Regions from separate parts of the Homo sapiens genome. Here all the other regions are linked to region 1. The links are chromatin contacts, found by Hi-C or POLR2A ChIA-PET in ENCODE. All regions are on one chromosome and are shown on one strand. The core of a region is the stretch at or near the end of the contact, and the rest is flanking DNA. Distances in the headings are between cores, read along the strand shown.

Region 1 (4,611 bases), core at 778-3,277:
TTATTTATCTACATGATGATACTTGGTATTGTCTTTTTGATTTTTAAATGTCTACTCAACTCTTTTGCCCATTAAAAAAATTGAGTTGTCCTCTTATTGAGTTATAAGAGTTATTTTTATATTCTATATACAACTCTTTTATGACACATGATTTGCAAATATTTCCTCCATGTCTGTGTCTGTGGCTGATCTTTTCATTTTCTTATGAAAATATCTTTTGAACCTCAAAGTTTTTTTTTTATATATTTTTTTGAGACAGGGTTTTTCGCTCTGTCGCCCAGGCTGGAGTGCAGTAGTGCAATCATGGCTCACCGCAACCTCCGCCTCTTGCGATCAAGCAATTCTCCCACCTCAGCCTTATTTATTTATTTATTTATTTATTTATTTTTTGAGCTGGAGTCTCGCTCTATCACCCAGACTGGAGTGCAGTGGCACGATCTCGGCTCGCTGCAACCTCCACCACCCGGGTTCAAGAAATTCTCCCGCTCAGCCTCCTGAGTAGCTGGGATCACAGGCACACGCCACCAGGCCCGGCTAATTTTTGTATTTTTAGTAGAGACAGGGTTTCACCATGTTGGCCAGGCTAGTCGCAAACTCCTGGCCTCAGGTGATCTGCTGGCCCAGGTGATCTGCTGGCCTCGGCCTCCCAAAGTGCTGGGATTACAGGCTGAGCCACCGCGCCCGGCCCTTAGCCTCATTTAATCATCACAAGAAACTCTCTGTCTTCAGTAGGTACAATGAGATCACATCTTAAGGATGGAGATGGGAGTTAAATTCCAAAGTTAGGATAAAGGCAAAAGTGGTGTAATAAAAATTACCTAATTTATTTATTTATTTGAGACAGAGTCTTGCTCTGTTGCCCGGGCTGGAGTGCAATGGCGCTATCTTGGCTTACTGCAACCTAAGTCTCCCGGGTTCAAGTGATTCTCGTGCCTTAGCCTCCCGAGTAGTTGGGATTACAGGTGCGCCTCCATGCTCAGCTAATTTTTGTATTTTCAGTAGAGATGGGGTTTCACCATACTGGCTAGGCTGGCCTAGAACTCCTGACCTCAAGTGATCTGCCCGCCTCGGCCTCCCAAAGTGCTGGGATTACAGGCGTGAGCCACCATGCTCGGCAAAAACAACAACAACAACAACAAAACAAACAAACAAAACTACCTAATTTAAACACTGAAGTGAGATTGCCTGCTCACCGAGGAACGTATGGCCGTTGGGTGAAATGGGAGGGGACTTATAAACTCCCCTCCCACCCACAGCTCCCATGTTTGACTTGAAATAAGTTAACTACGATATGACTCTGCTTGACTGTTGTCCTCCTCGTTTTAGGGATGAGGGAGTGGAGCCATGAAGTGGGCAGGTAGAAGGGCAGAATGGAGGCCGGCTCCCTGCAGGTTGTGGAGCGAAAGGTCCAGACTAAGGCAGGAGCTGAGGGACAGGGTCCTGAAGCTGAGACGAGATCGCAGCGGGGGCTTCTAATTCCTCAGGGAGCCAAAGGACAGAGGGCTGAACCCTATTCCACATCTCCCCCGATCCGCGACCCTTTCCCAACTGGCTACTCACCTGCTCTGACCGCTCCAGGTTTCCCTAGCCACAGTTACCGCCGCGGTCCCTGCGTTGCTAGGTTACCCGCCAATCTCAGAAGGCGAGACTCGGTGTCTGACTGACCTTTCTTTTCACCATTCAATTTATTGTTCCGCTCAGTTGTCCCCACCTCCTGAAGTCTGACCAATCAGAAGCACCGCCATTTTGACCTTTCACCAATGGAAAGACTTGGGACTCCCTCTGGGTTGGACTCAACGAGTAAGGCGGGGAACAAGGGAGGAGTAAGGGGCGTGGATTCTTCGTCCCGCCCCTTCTTAAGGAGGCGGGCAGGGAGTACCGCATCGGCGGCGGGCGAGACCTGCGGAAGGACGTGATAGTTGGCCAATCAGAGTTCATCACGGTAGCCCAGTTAGCCAGTAGGACGCTGTGAAGGGGAAATGGGGCGGGGCCAGCGGGGTTGAGAGGACGGTAGGCGGTGGATAGGAGAGCTGGCGCAGCTGCCCTGGTGGCAGTGGCTGAAGTGGCGGCGGCTTCGGCGGCTGCGGCGGCTGCAACAGCTTCGGGCTCGGGGTTTTGGCGGCGGCGCCGGCGGGCTAGGCTGCGCGGTGCGGACCCCGGCGCGCGGTCCGGGTTGCTGGGGCGGCGCGTGTAAGAATCCGAGGGATGCGACGGCTTGGCCCGAGGGAGAGGGCAGGGATCAGGGGTCAGAGGACGCGGAGTAAGGGGTTGCGGCGCAGCACTCTGGTGTGGGAGGTGGGCCGTACGGGCCCAGAGGGGGCGCAGGGAAGTCTCCACCGCGCTTCTCTCCGTCCAGCCCGGGCCGGGGCTTTGCACCCTCTCTCCTCGCCCCCGACTTCTTAGGGCGACCCTCACGTGGGCTCCCAGCCAGGGGCTGGGAGCACGTGGAGCTGGAGCCAGCTGTCCTGCCTCCTTCTTCCTCCCTCCCTCGCTCTTCTCCCTGGCGCCCTTAGGTGACCCCACAGGAGTCTTGTGCCTGGGTCAGGCTGCCCCAGCGGACAGCGGGATGGTAGCTGAACCTCTTCCCCTAGGCCCTTTCCCCAGCGCTGGCCAGTTGGGTCCTCTGTAGAGGCAGAAGCAAAGCCCGCGGAGGGAACACTGGACCAGGACGCAGGAGTCCCGGGTTCTAGCCCTACTCCTCCACTGTGTGACCTTGGGCAAGTCTCTTCCCCTCTCTGGGCCTCATTTTTGTCTGTCTGGAAAAATGACGTGTTTGAATTCAAATCAGGGGACTGGTTCTAGTCGTAGGTGTATATAGGGTAATGGTTAAGCAGGCAGGGTCCCTGATTCAGACTGCCTGGGTTGAAACTTATAAAAGGCAAGTTAACCACTCCAAGCTTCAATTTCCTCATTCCTAAAGTGGGGATATTAGCTAAGATAGGATTTTTCAACAGCAGCTCAGTTGACATTTTGAGCCACATAATTCTGTTTCGGGAGGTCTCACCTGTGCATTGAAGCAAGTTCAGTGGCATACCTGGACTCCACCCACCAGCAATCCCCCCACTCCCAAGTTGTGACAGTCAAGATGTCTCCAGACATTGCCGATGTCCCCATGGGGGCAAAAATCACCCCAGTTGAAAGCCAGTGGGCAAAGGCAGTACAGGCAGGCAAGCAGTCATATATTAAACAGTTAAACAACCGTGTTGAAGCATTTGAATGCGAGGACTTTAATCTATGGTGGCAGATATCATGAAAATTATGCATGAACAACCCCCCTGCCTCTTTTTTTTTAGCTCATCATTAATGGTAGTGTATTTTATGTGTGGCCCAAGATAGTTCTTCCAGCGTGGCCCAGGGAAGCCAAAAGGTTGGACAGCCGTGAGTTAAAACATAGAAACCACTAGCCATTATGATAATGGTAACATTAAGAAACCTCTTCTCTGTGAGTTAATAAATTCTCCTGCCTTCAAAGTAAACATGGGAGATAATTGTCAAAGCTGAGTAATGGATACAAGGAAGTTCACGTATATATTCTCTGCACTTTTGAGAATGTTTGAAAATATCTGTGGTAAAAAGTTAAACCAAAACGACAATACAACCATAATTCTTAAGACTGCCAAATAGTAGTGTCTCATCTGGGATTTCCTCTTCTGCCTTTCCACTGCTGAGATTTAAAAGCAAAATAAATCCCCAGATCTGGAGGAAACTTAAGAAAAAAAAACTCACAGGAAGTGTGCTGGGCAGAGAGCTACGGGCTTAGCAGCAAGTAGAATGATGTTTACTTTCGCTGCCTTGTTTCAAAACGTTGTACTGTTCCCTGTGGATGCACAAGGATTTGCTTGGAGTTGTTCCAATGATTCGAGGAAGAAGTCAGTTGCTCAGCTGCCATTGACTAGGTCAGTTGGGAGGCAAAGTGGGTTGAGCCCAGAGCCCACAGCTTGAGGAAGGAACCTGCTGCTGTTTGCAAGTTCAAAGGTCTGCAGTCAGATCTGCTGAGTCTTTTTTTTTTTTTTTTTGGTTCTTCTCAGCGGAAACGGGAATGTGCATAAATAGGAGCTGTAACAGGCTAGCTCGGAGTGTTTTACTTATTTAGTTATTTTTAAATTTTTAGTTTATTTATTTTTTGAGATGGAGTCTCGCTCTGTCGCCCAGGCTGGAGTGTAGTGGCGTGATCTCAGTTCACTGCAACCTCTGCCTCCTGGGTTCAAGTGATTCTCCTGCTTCAGGCTCCCCAGTAGCTGGGATTACAGGCATGCACCACCACACCTGGCTAATTTTTGTATTTTTAGTAGAGACCAGGTTTCGCCATGTTGGCCAGGCTGGTCTCAAACTCCTGACCTCAAGCGATCCACCTGCCTCGGCCTCTCAAAATGTTGGGATTACAGGCATGAGCCACCACTCCCGGCTGCTCTGAGTGTTTTAAATTGGGAGTTAAGGATGAGCACTTTTACTGTATTAAAAAATACTCACCAGTTAAAAAAAAATACTCTTTTCCCCTTCCTCGGACACCTAAATCTAAGAGAACAACTCCTATATAAAAATGATATAAAAATCATACATTTTGGAAGTATGTTTCTAACTGTTCTGAGAGGCTGCATGGTAAAGCTGAAG
Region 2 (4,611 bases), core at 796-3,295, 1.2 Mb before region 1:
TATCCAATCAAACTGGTTGTCCATGATTGGATCCTGTTATCACTGTTGACTATTTATACACATACATTTTGGAAACATACAATGGTTAATTATAGCAGTAAGTCCCTTACAATGCATTGTATATGTTCTCTTACATGCATTTGTTCATCAAATCTTGTGAATTCTACCCTTTAAAAGTTTGTCAATTCCATCCATACTTCTTCAGCCCTATTATGTCCTACTGCATGACCTTAACCTCTTCCAACTAGACTATTGCCATACCCCATTAATTGGCTTTAGTCCCGTCTTCTCAATTCCAATCCATTTCCTTCATTCCTGAGTAATGTTGTTTTTGTTTTGAGACAGTCTTCTCTGTTGCCCAGACTGGAGTGCAGTGGCAGCAATCAGGGCTGACTGCAGCCTCGACCCCTCAGGTCCAAGTGATCCTGCTGCCTCAGCCTCCCAAGTACCTGGGACCACAGGCATGCACTACCACACATGGCTAATTTTTCTACTTATTGTAGAGACGAGGTTTCATTACGTTGCCCAGGCTGACCTGGGTGCTGTTTCTACACACAAATCTAACCTCACTCTCCTAGTTAAAACTTCTGGTGACTCCAAACCCTTTAGCTTGGTGAGACCCTTTCGAATCCGCCCCATGGAAGCTCAGTAATAATCAATCAAAATAAAAAAGAGCGGCAGCAGCTGTTGCGCCAGTTCGCCTTTACATAGATTCATCTCAACCAGTTCCCCAACATGCCTGTGCATAATTTTCCCATTGTTAGAAATGCCCTGTTTCTCTTTGCCTCATGCACGCCCCCTCTTATTTCAAGGTCCAGCTCAAAAGTCACCTCCTGTCTACAACTTCCTCTGATGCTCCTGAGCAGGGATGGCTGAATCTCTGTCTCTTTACAATAAGAAAATACGGTCTTTTTTTTTCTTTTTGAGACTGAGTCTCGCTCTGTCACCTAGGCTGAAGTGCAATGGCGAAATCTCGGCTCACCCCAACTTCCGCCTCCTGGGTTCATGCAATTCTCCTGCCTCAGCCTCTTGAGTAGCTGGGATTACAGGCACGCACCACCACACTCGCCTGATTTTTAGTAGAAACGGGGTTTCACCATGTTGGCCAGGCTGGTCTCGAACTCCTGACCTCAGGTAATCCACCTGCCTCGGCCTCCCAAAGTGCTGGGATTACAGACGTGAGTCAACGCGCCCAGCCGGAATAATATTTTACAGCAATTACACTGCACTGTTTAGATCATTATTCCTATGCCGCCTCCTCCCCCAACAAAGTGCGTGCCTTCAGCACACAACGGTCTTGTTTCTGCTTATTCCGTAGCCCCGCAGGCAAAGCCAGAGTCTGGCACAAGCCAGGGACCGAGTGACTACCTGCGGAACAGAATGATTAGAATTGCGTCTGGGGTTCCTGGAGGGTGGGCCTTGGCTGGGCGGATCCCAGGAGCCTGGCGTCTCCCAGGGGAGGCGCTCACCTCAGATCGGGCCTAAGAGGGCCCTGCTTGCCACACTGACCGCCAAGCCTGGCCAAAAAGCTCAGGGAAGCCGCGGAGCCACTGCCCGCCTGGGTCAGGGTGGTGACGGAGCCTGACTGAGAATAACGGCTGAACTTGACTAATAGACTGACCGAGGGTTGGAGCGGGTCCCAACCAACTGCCTGACGGCCCAAAGGCAGGAAGAAACGATGGTAGGCCTTGTCATCTTCGAAGGAGAGGAAGGACAGCAAACGAATTGCTATAGCGTCCCCATGCGCACTTGGCGCTTCTCCTCAAGCGGAGCAGGAACGGAACTGGGCGGACCCGCCGGAAGACTCGGCGAGTGCGCGCGCGCAGGAGCCCATTTTCCCGCCCGCAACGTGGCCCCGCCCTTTTACCCAGGCCCTACGCGAGCTTCGCCGAGTACGCGTGCGCAGCAGCTTCCCCTCCCTCGCCCCGCCCCTCACGTGGCCCCACCCTCTCACCCTAGACAGATGGGAGCCTCCTGGGGTGTCCACGTGAGCGCGCGTGAGTCCGCCCCCCCAGTCACGTGACCGCTGACTCGGGGCGTTCTCCACTATCGCTTACCTACCTCCCTCTGCAGGAACCCGGCGATATGGCTGCCGCTGTGCCCCGCGCCGCATTTCTCTCCCCGCTGCTTCCCCTTCTCCTGGGCTTCCTGCTCCTCTCCGCTCCGCATGGCGGCAGCGGCCTGCACACCAAGGGCGCCCTTCCCCTGGATACGGTCACTTTCTACAAGGTAACCGGGGCGGGGGACGTCGCGCGCAGGTGCCGCCGGGGCGCCCGGAAGAGCGCGCGCCCGTGGGGAGACGCTGGATTCCGGGAGCTGACGGGAGGTGGTCTGTAGCAACGGTCCCAGAGCTTCCCGGCGTCCTACAGGCCTAGTGGACTCTGAGCGGAGAATGTTATGACCACCGGGCATGCACGCTTCAGGGCCCCGGCGCACCCTTGCTTTTGCAGCATTTATACTTGCATCCACCCTTGCAAAGATGCAGCCGAGGGAACTGGGTGCCCCTTCCCTTCACCTGTGGGGAGAGGGCGGTGCCTGGCGAGATCCAACCCTCGAGTCCCAAGTGGGAGAACCGGAGGGCGGTGCGAGGTCGACGCCACCGGGCTCCCGGCTGTGGAAGCTGGGAGGGGTTGGCGGGGGGAAATGCAGGCGCGTTAGCCTGCGTGTCCGCGCCCCTCTTCCCAGGGTTGGATTGCAGCCTGCTTTGCAGTGTGCAAACAATGATCAGATATCATACATCTTGAATAGTGCAAGCGTGAAGAATAAGCTTCAGTTCAGCCACCCTGTAAAGCAGGGGTCCCCAACCACCAGGCCCGTCGGTGGCCTGTTAGAAACCGGGCCGCACAGCAGGAGGTGAGCGGCAGGCGAGCTAGCACTACAGCCTGAGCTCCGCCTCCTGTTACATCAGCTGCGGCATTACATTCTCATAGGAGCACGACCTTTATTGTGAACTACGCATGTGAGGGATCCAGGTTGTGTGCTTCTTATCAGAATCTAATGCCTGATGATCTGAGGCGAAACAGGTTCATGTCGAAACCACCCAACCCCGTGGAAAAGTTGTCTTCCATGAAACCAGTTCTTGGTGCCAAAAAGGTTGGGGATAGCTGTTGTAGGAAACATCTTGGGGTTGGCAACAAAATCAGTAAAATTGGGTCAAGGCATGGAAGAATTTGCCACTACCTCCGCCTTTCCCCCCTTCCATTTTTGCAGAATTAGGGATCCTGGCCTGAGTAAATGGACGGTTGGAAATGGTGGCTGAATGCAACACCGCAGTCCCAGTCCCCTCCTCTTGCACCTGTCTTCACCCACGAGCAGCTTTTAACTTCCTCTAGGAGATGGGCAAGCTTAGTGTTGCGAGAGAGCCAGTCATTTCATTTTCAGGTTTTGTACTCATTGTGGGGAAGTGAAACCAAGAAGTAGTTGTCTCCAGTGGTTGAAGTCTCCTATTTTCAAGCGTTCCCTGTCGTGGATTTGGCACTTGCAGCTCATTCAAGGCAAAGTTTCAAGAATTTAAAAGTGTAGGCCGGGCTTAGTGGCTCACGCCTGTAATCCCAGCACTTTGGGAGGCTGAGGCGGGTAGATCACCTGAGGTCAGGAGTTTGAGACCAGCCTGACCAACAAGGTGAAACCCCGTCCCTACTAAAAATACAAAAATTAGCTGGGCGTGGTGGTGGACACCTGTAGTCCCAGCTCCTCGGGAGGCTTAGACAGGAGAATTGCTTGAACCCAGGAGGCGGAGGTTGCGGTGAGCCAAGATCACGCCACTGCACTCCAGCCTGGGCGACAGAGCAAATACTCCGTCTCAAAAAAAAAAAAAAAAGTGTGGGCTGGGTGCGGTGGCTCATGCTTGTAATCCCGGCACTTTGGGAGGCTGAGGCAGGTAGATCACCTGAGGTCAGGAGTTGGAGACCAGCCTGGCCAACATGGTGAAACCCTGTCTCTACTAAAAATACAAAAATTAGCTGGGCGTGGTGGCGGGTGCCTGTAATCCCAGCTACTCGGGAGGCTGAGGCAGGAGAATTGCTTGAACCTGGGAGGTGGAGGTTGCAGTAAGCCGTCATCATGCCATGACACTCCAGCCTGGGCAACAAGAGCAAAACTCTGTCTCAAAAAAAAAAAAAATGGTGTAGGTGTGGCTGATTGGTTGTCAGGCATGCTCAGACACACCCTACAGCACCCTATGCTTTGGGGGCCTTTACTGGCAAAATGACACCCCTACCCCACCCTGCTCCATGGGAATCAGATAATATCACAGAACAAGTGTGACCCAAAGGGAAACTTTGCGCCATAAAGCTAACAGTGTTTTCTACTATTACCACCCTAGTCTAGGTCAACATTACAATAGCCTCTTCTCTGGTCTCCCTGCTTCCACTCTTGAGTCTCCACACAGTAGCCTAAGTTCTATATGACCTGACTCCTGGCTTCCCTCTCATCTCCCAACCATTCTCCTACTGTCTTTTGAATATTCCTTGCTCTTTACTGCCTTAGGATATGTTGCACTAGTTGTTCCTTGTGACTGGAATATTCTCTGCCCAAACTTTGAAAGGCTAGTTAGTTACTTCTCATCATTCGGGCTTAGGTTAAGTGTTTCCTCCTTAGAGTTCTTCCTTG
Region 3 (4,611 bases), core at 689-3,188, 1.1 Mb before region 1:
CGTGAGCCACCATGCCTGGCCAAAAACTAGAACCAGCTCTAATGTTTGTCAGTATAAATTGTGGCATATCCATGTGCTATGCTACTTGGCACTGAAAAGGAATAGACTTGATATTATCAACAGCATGGATAAACCTCAAAAACATTATGCTGAGTTAAAACACCTTATTCATAAAAGAACACACTATATGGTTATCTTTTTTCTTTATATATACTTAATACATTAATATACTTAATTCATATTAATACACATTTTTTCTGATTGCTTTTTAACTGTTAATGATTGTGCTTTCTTTTGAACTCCAGTAAGTTTTGTTATTAAAATGTAACATACAATGTAAAGTGCTTAAGATATAGGTGTGTAGCTTAATAACTATTTACTAATTAATCCATCTGTGTTAATCACTTTGCTGATCAAGATATAAACATTTCTAGAAAATCTTTCTCATATCTCCTTACAGGCTATATACCCTCTGAATGGAACCAGTTACTTACTTCTCTCACTTTAGGTTAATTTTCCCTGGTTTTAAACTTTATATGTTTGGAATCACACAAGTTATATTGCATATTTAAGCTAAATATTTTATCTTGTTATAAATATTGCTTTGAGACGGAGTTTTGATTTTGTTGCCCAGGCTGGAGTGCAGTGGCTCAATCTCGGCTCACTGCAACCTTCACCTCCTGGGTTCAAGCGATTCTCCTGTCTCAGCCTCCCAAGTAGCTGGGATCATAGGCGCCTGCCACCACGGCCAGCTAATTTTTGTATTTTTAGTAGAAACGGTGTTTCACCATGTTGGCCAGGCTGGTCTTGAACTCCTGACCTCAGGTGATCCACCAGCCTCTGCCTCCCAAAGTGTTGGCATTACAGGCGTGAGCCACCGCGCCCAGCCTGTTAGATGCTTTTCTTGCTTAGTACTATCTCATTAACATTTTGCAATTATATTATATTATATTATATTATATTATATTATATTATATTATATTATTTTTGAGACGGGGTCTTTCTCTGTCCCCCAGGCTGGAGTGCGGTAGCATGATCAGGGCTCACTCCAGCCCTGCCTCCTGGGCTCGAGGGATCCTTCCACCTCAGCCTCCCAAGGAGGTGGAACTACAGGTGCGTGCCACCACGCCTGGCTAATTTTTGTATTTTTTTTGTAGAGATATGGTTTCATTATATTGCCCAGGCTGGTCTCTAATTCCTGAGCTCAAGAGATCCACCCGCCTTGGCCTCCATATTTTGCAATTATAATCTGCAATGGAATCATAATTTTAAATTGCTGTATTGTTTGTAATATGTGCTTGGTTATACTTATATAATTATAAGTTGGTTTGTAATATGTGCTTGGTTATACTTATATAATTATTCTCTCCTTTATTATACATGAGGTAAGAGAAGCTCAGGGAATCCATTCAGGCAGCAAGTGGAGAAACTAGCTCTCAAACCTGCATCTCAGGCTCTCATTCTTCCACTGCAAAAAAGCAAAGTGCTCAAAAAATATGGTCACAGATCTGCAGAAGTCTTGCACAAGGGCATTATCATAGCAATAAGAATGACTAATAAGTATTAACGGCCCATGAGAAAAGAACAAATACCATTAATTATCTCAATATATTAAGCATATTAGTAATGTTTGTACAGAATTATTCATGCAAATATTATTAGCCTGTGTCGGGGACAGTTGCTAAACTCAGCAACAGGCTCACAGCTCAGCTTCGTGCCTCTGGTTCCAGATGTGCAGGGGCCAGGGCTTCCAGGGACACGCCCCCGTGGGCCTCCAGGGAGCCAATCGACGCGCAGAAGGCGGGGCCCTGGGAGCGACAACGGTGTTATCCAATGGGCCGACAGCTGGAGCCGCCCCTGGCCAATGGGCGCGCTCCTCCGCGATGGGCGGAAGTGGTGAGGCAGCTCTGAGGGCCGTTGTTCAGTGCGGGGTCTGACAGAGGAGGCTCCGTGTCTGCAGCTAGTGTGTCAACTCAGCGTTTCTCCTCTCGTCCCTGGTGAGGTGTAGCGGCGGCACGCGGCTGGAGATCCCCTGTGGCCTCCAGTTTAGGAAGGGTCCAGCATCCCAAGGGAGGGGTGTGTGGGCGAGGGGTCTCTGGGCCCGGGGTCGCGGCTGTGAGGAGAGGATGCCCGCGCGGCGGCATCTCAGGCACCTGGAGGAGGCCGCGCTTTCTCCTCAGGGAACCGGCGCCTTGGCAGCCCCCGGCGACGCCGCCCCCTTCGCGGCCTAGGTTGGTCTGGTGAGCCGGGAAGCGGGCGTCGTTCGCAGCGCCGCTGTGACCACCGCGTCCCGGGCGGAGCTGGGCTCAGTGCCGGCCTGGGCCTAGAGTCCGAGCCTCGAGCTGCCGGCGTGGGGGGTCGCGAGTGGCCTAATGCGGCCTCGAAGCCGAAGGACCCGAGTCCGAGCTCGCACTCCGACCCGCTGGTGCTGTGGAAAACTCAGGTGGCCTTCCGCTTTCGTAGCCTCTAAAGTGGGGACCAAGACTTTCACCTCTTAGGATTGTAGTCGGGATTAAAAGATTTTCCCGGTAAGCGTTTGGCAACTGCTATTATTTGAGAAGCCGCTTACTTCTTCACTCCCCATCACCGACCTTCCTGGGGACGGGGGCGATTGGAAACTGCCTTGGGGTATCTGGACCCGGCAGGGGAAGCTCCGCCGCCTCGGGCAGAGGGACGGTCCCCTCTGCGGACTAGAGAGATCTAGCTGACCCCCAACAGGCTCCTTATAAGCTTGAAGACTTTTCTGTGCCTCAACTCTTCCGTGCATTCGCCCGTTTCCTTGACCCTTTGAAGTATTGTCAGTCCTCTGCCTGAAGAATCTGAGGCCCAGAGAGGTTAAATCTGGCAGAACCAGCCAGACCTTGACCCCCAGAGGGGGACCCTGCAGGCTACCCCCAGTCTCCTTGCATCTAGAAAAGCAAGCACCTGCTACATCTGAGCTCTGGCCTTAGAGTTGGCCAGAGTGGGCTGGAATAGAGCACACCTGAAATCAGTCGGACAGCCTTCCTTAGTTGCCATTTCATATCAGAGTGAATATCTTTTTTTTTTTTTGAGATGGAGTCACCTTCTGTTGTTCAGGTTGGAGTGCAGTGGCGAGATCTCAGCTCACTGCAGCCTCCGCCTCCTGGGTTTAAGTGATTCTCTTGCCTCAGCCTCCTGAGTAGCTGGGATACAAGCGCCCGTCACCACGCCCAACTAATTTTTGTATTTTTAGTAGAGACTTGGTTTTGCCATGTTGGCCAGGCTGGTCTCGAACCCCAGACCTCCAGTGATCTGCCCACCTCGCCCTCCCAAAGTGCTGGGATTACAGGCGTGAGCTGCTGCGCCCAGCCCAGAATGGGTGTCTTGAATTATGTCATTCCCTAGTTTAAAGCCCTTCAGTGGTTTACCATTGAGCTTGGAATCGAATCCAATATTCTTTCTGTCTGATATGACAAGACCTTCTTGAGTCATTCCCCTTTTTTATTATGCTCTTCCAGATCTGCCTTTACTTTCTCTTTCATTGCTTTTAGGCCTTTTGCCCTTCCCACTGCCTGGATGGATTTCCCCGCATTCCCATCCTCTATCTTTGTCTTTTCGTGGTTGGCTCTTGTACTTCAGTTCTTAATTTAAATGTCGTCTCCCCAGAAAGTTCTTCCCTGACCACTCTTATCTACCTAAAGTAGATTTGCCTCTATTCCGCCCCCATTTATTTGTCAGTATACTTTTCCATCACAATACTCAAGTTATATGTATTTTTTTGCTTATTGTTTTTCTCTACCACTAAATCGCTTTATCAGAGACTATATTTCCTTATTTTGTAAAGTATTTTTAGTGCCAGGGCACAGTGGCACACAGTATGGTCTTCTTTTTCTTTGAGACAGGGTCTCACTCTGTCACCCCGGCTGGAGTGCAGTGGTGTGATCACAACTCACTCACTGTAGCCTCGACCTCCTGGGCTCAAGCCTCCCAAGTAGCTGGGACTACCTCAGCCTCCCACCCCAGCCTCCCAAGTAGCTGAGATTACAGGCATGTGCCACCATACCCACCTAATTTTTTGCTTTTTTGTTTTTTGTTTTTTTTGAGAGGGAGTCTCGCTCTGTCGCCCAGGCTGGAGTGCAGTGGCGTGATCTCGGCTCACTGCAAGCTCTTTTTAGTAGAGACTGGGTTTCACCATGTTAGGCAGGATGGTCTCGATCTCCTGACCTTGTGATCCACCTGTCTCGGCCTCCCAAAGTGCTGGGATTACAGGCATGAACCACCGCACCCGGCTGCTTATTTTTTATAAAGGCAGGGTCTTACTATGTTTCCTGGCTGGCCTTGAACTCCTGAGCTCAAGTGATCCACCCACCCCAGCCTTCCAGAGTGCTGGGATTACAGGTGTGAGACACTGCACCTGGCCCACAGTATTGTCCTTTTTTTTTTTATTTTTATTTTTTGAGACAGAGGCTCACTCTGTTGCCCAGGCTGGGGTGCAGTGGTGTGATCCTGGCTTACTGCAACCTCCACCTCCCGGGTTCAAGCAATTCTGCTTCAGCCTCCCTAGTAGCTGGGACTACAGGCACCCGGCTAATTTTTTTATTTTTAGTAGAGAGGTGTTTCGCCATGCTGGCCAGGCTGGTCTTGAACTCC

Evidence for each region. Hi-C counts contacts between places; a loop is a spot of excess contacts on that map. ChIA-PET counts read pairs that join two places held with the same protein, here RNA polymerase II (POLR2A). Pooled maps may share reads with other maps.
Region 2: a loop to region 1 is called in a map of naive thymus-derived CD4-positive, alpha-beta T cell, with 9 times the contacts of the local background. The contact joins the promoter of ERP29 here to the promoter of TPCN1 in region 1. A Hi-C loop is called at or near these places in 1 of 168 maps with a recorded cell type or tissue (naive thymus-derived CD4-positive, alpha-beta T cell), 4 of 37 single-sample maps with no recorded cell type and 9 of 50 pooled maps.
Region 3: a loop to region 1 is called in a map with no recorded cell type, with 9 times the contacts of the local background. The contact joins the promoter of TRAFD1 here to the promoter of TPCN1 in region 1. A Hi-C loop is called at or near these places in 1 of 37 single-sample maps with no recorded cell type and 7 of 50 pooled maps. POLR2A ChIA-PET finds 5 or more read pairs at or near these places in 1 of 52 experiments (GM10248).

What each region holds. Positions count from the first base shown.
Region 1 is chr12:113,219,437-113,224,047 of GRCh38, forward strand. It overlaps TPCN1 (two pore segment channel 1), which reads left to right and starts at 2,028. Exons shown (of 28, transcript NM_017901.6): 1 at 2,028-2,190. It overlaps DRC10 (dynein regulatory complex subunit 10), which reads right to left and starts at 1,658. Exons shown (of 5, transcript NM_001330452.2): 1 at 1,561-1,658. RefSeq lists an enhancer at 1,257-1,406 and a silencer at 3,728-4,022.
Region 2 is chr12:112,011,381-112,015,991 of GRCh38, forward strand. ERP29 (endoplasmic reticulum protein 29) reads left to right here and starts at 2,046. Exons shown (of 3, transcript NM_006817.4): 1 at 2,046-2,229. The coding sequence starts at 2,086. It overlaps TMEM116 (transmembrane protein 116), which reads right to left and starts at 1,785. Exons shown (of 11, transcript NM_001193531.2): 1 at 1,622-1,785. RefSeq lists enhancers at 1-256, 761-1,649, 1,520-1,709, 3,380-3,519 and silencers at 1,870-1,949, 2,290-2,379.
Region 3 is chr12:112,123,622-112,128,232 of GRCh38, forward strand. It overlaps TRAFD1 (TRAF-type zinc finger domain containing 1), which reads left to right and starts at 1,939. Exons shown (of 12, transcript NM_006700.3): 1 at 1,939-1,997. RefSeq lists enhancers at 1,664-1,958, 1,936-1,985, 2,396-2,465.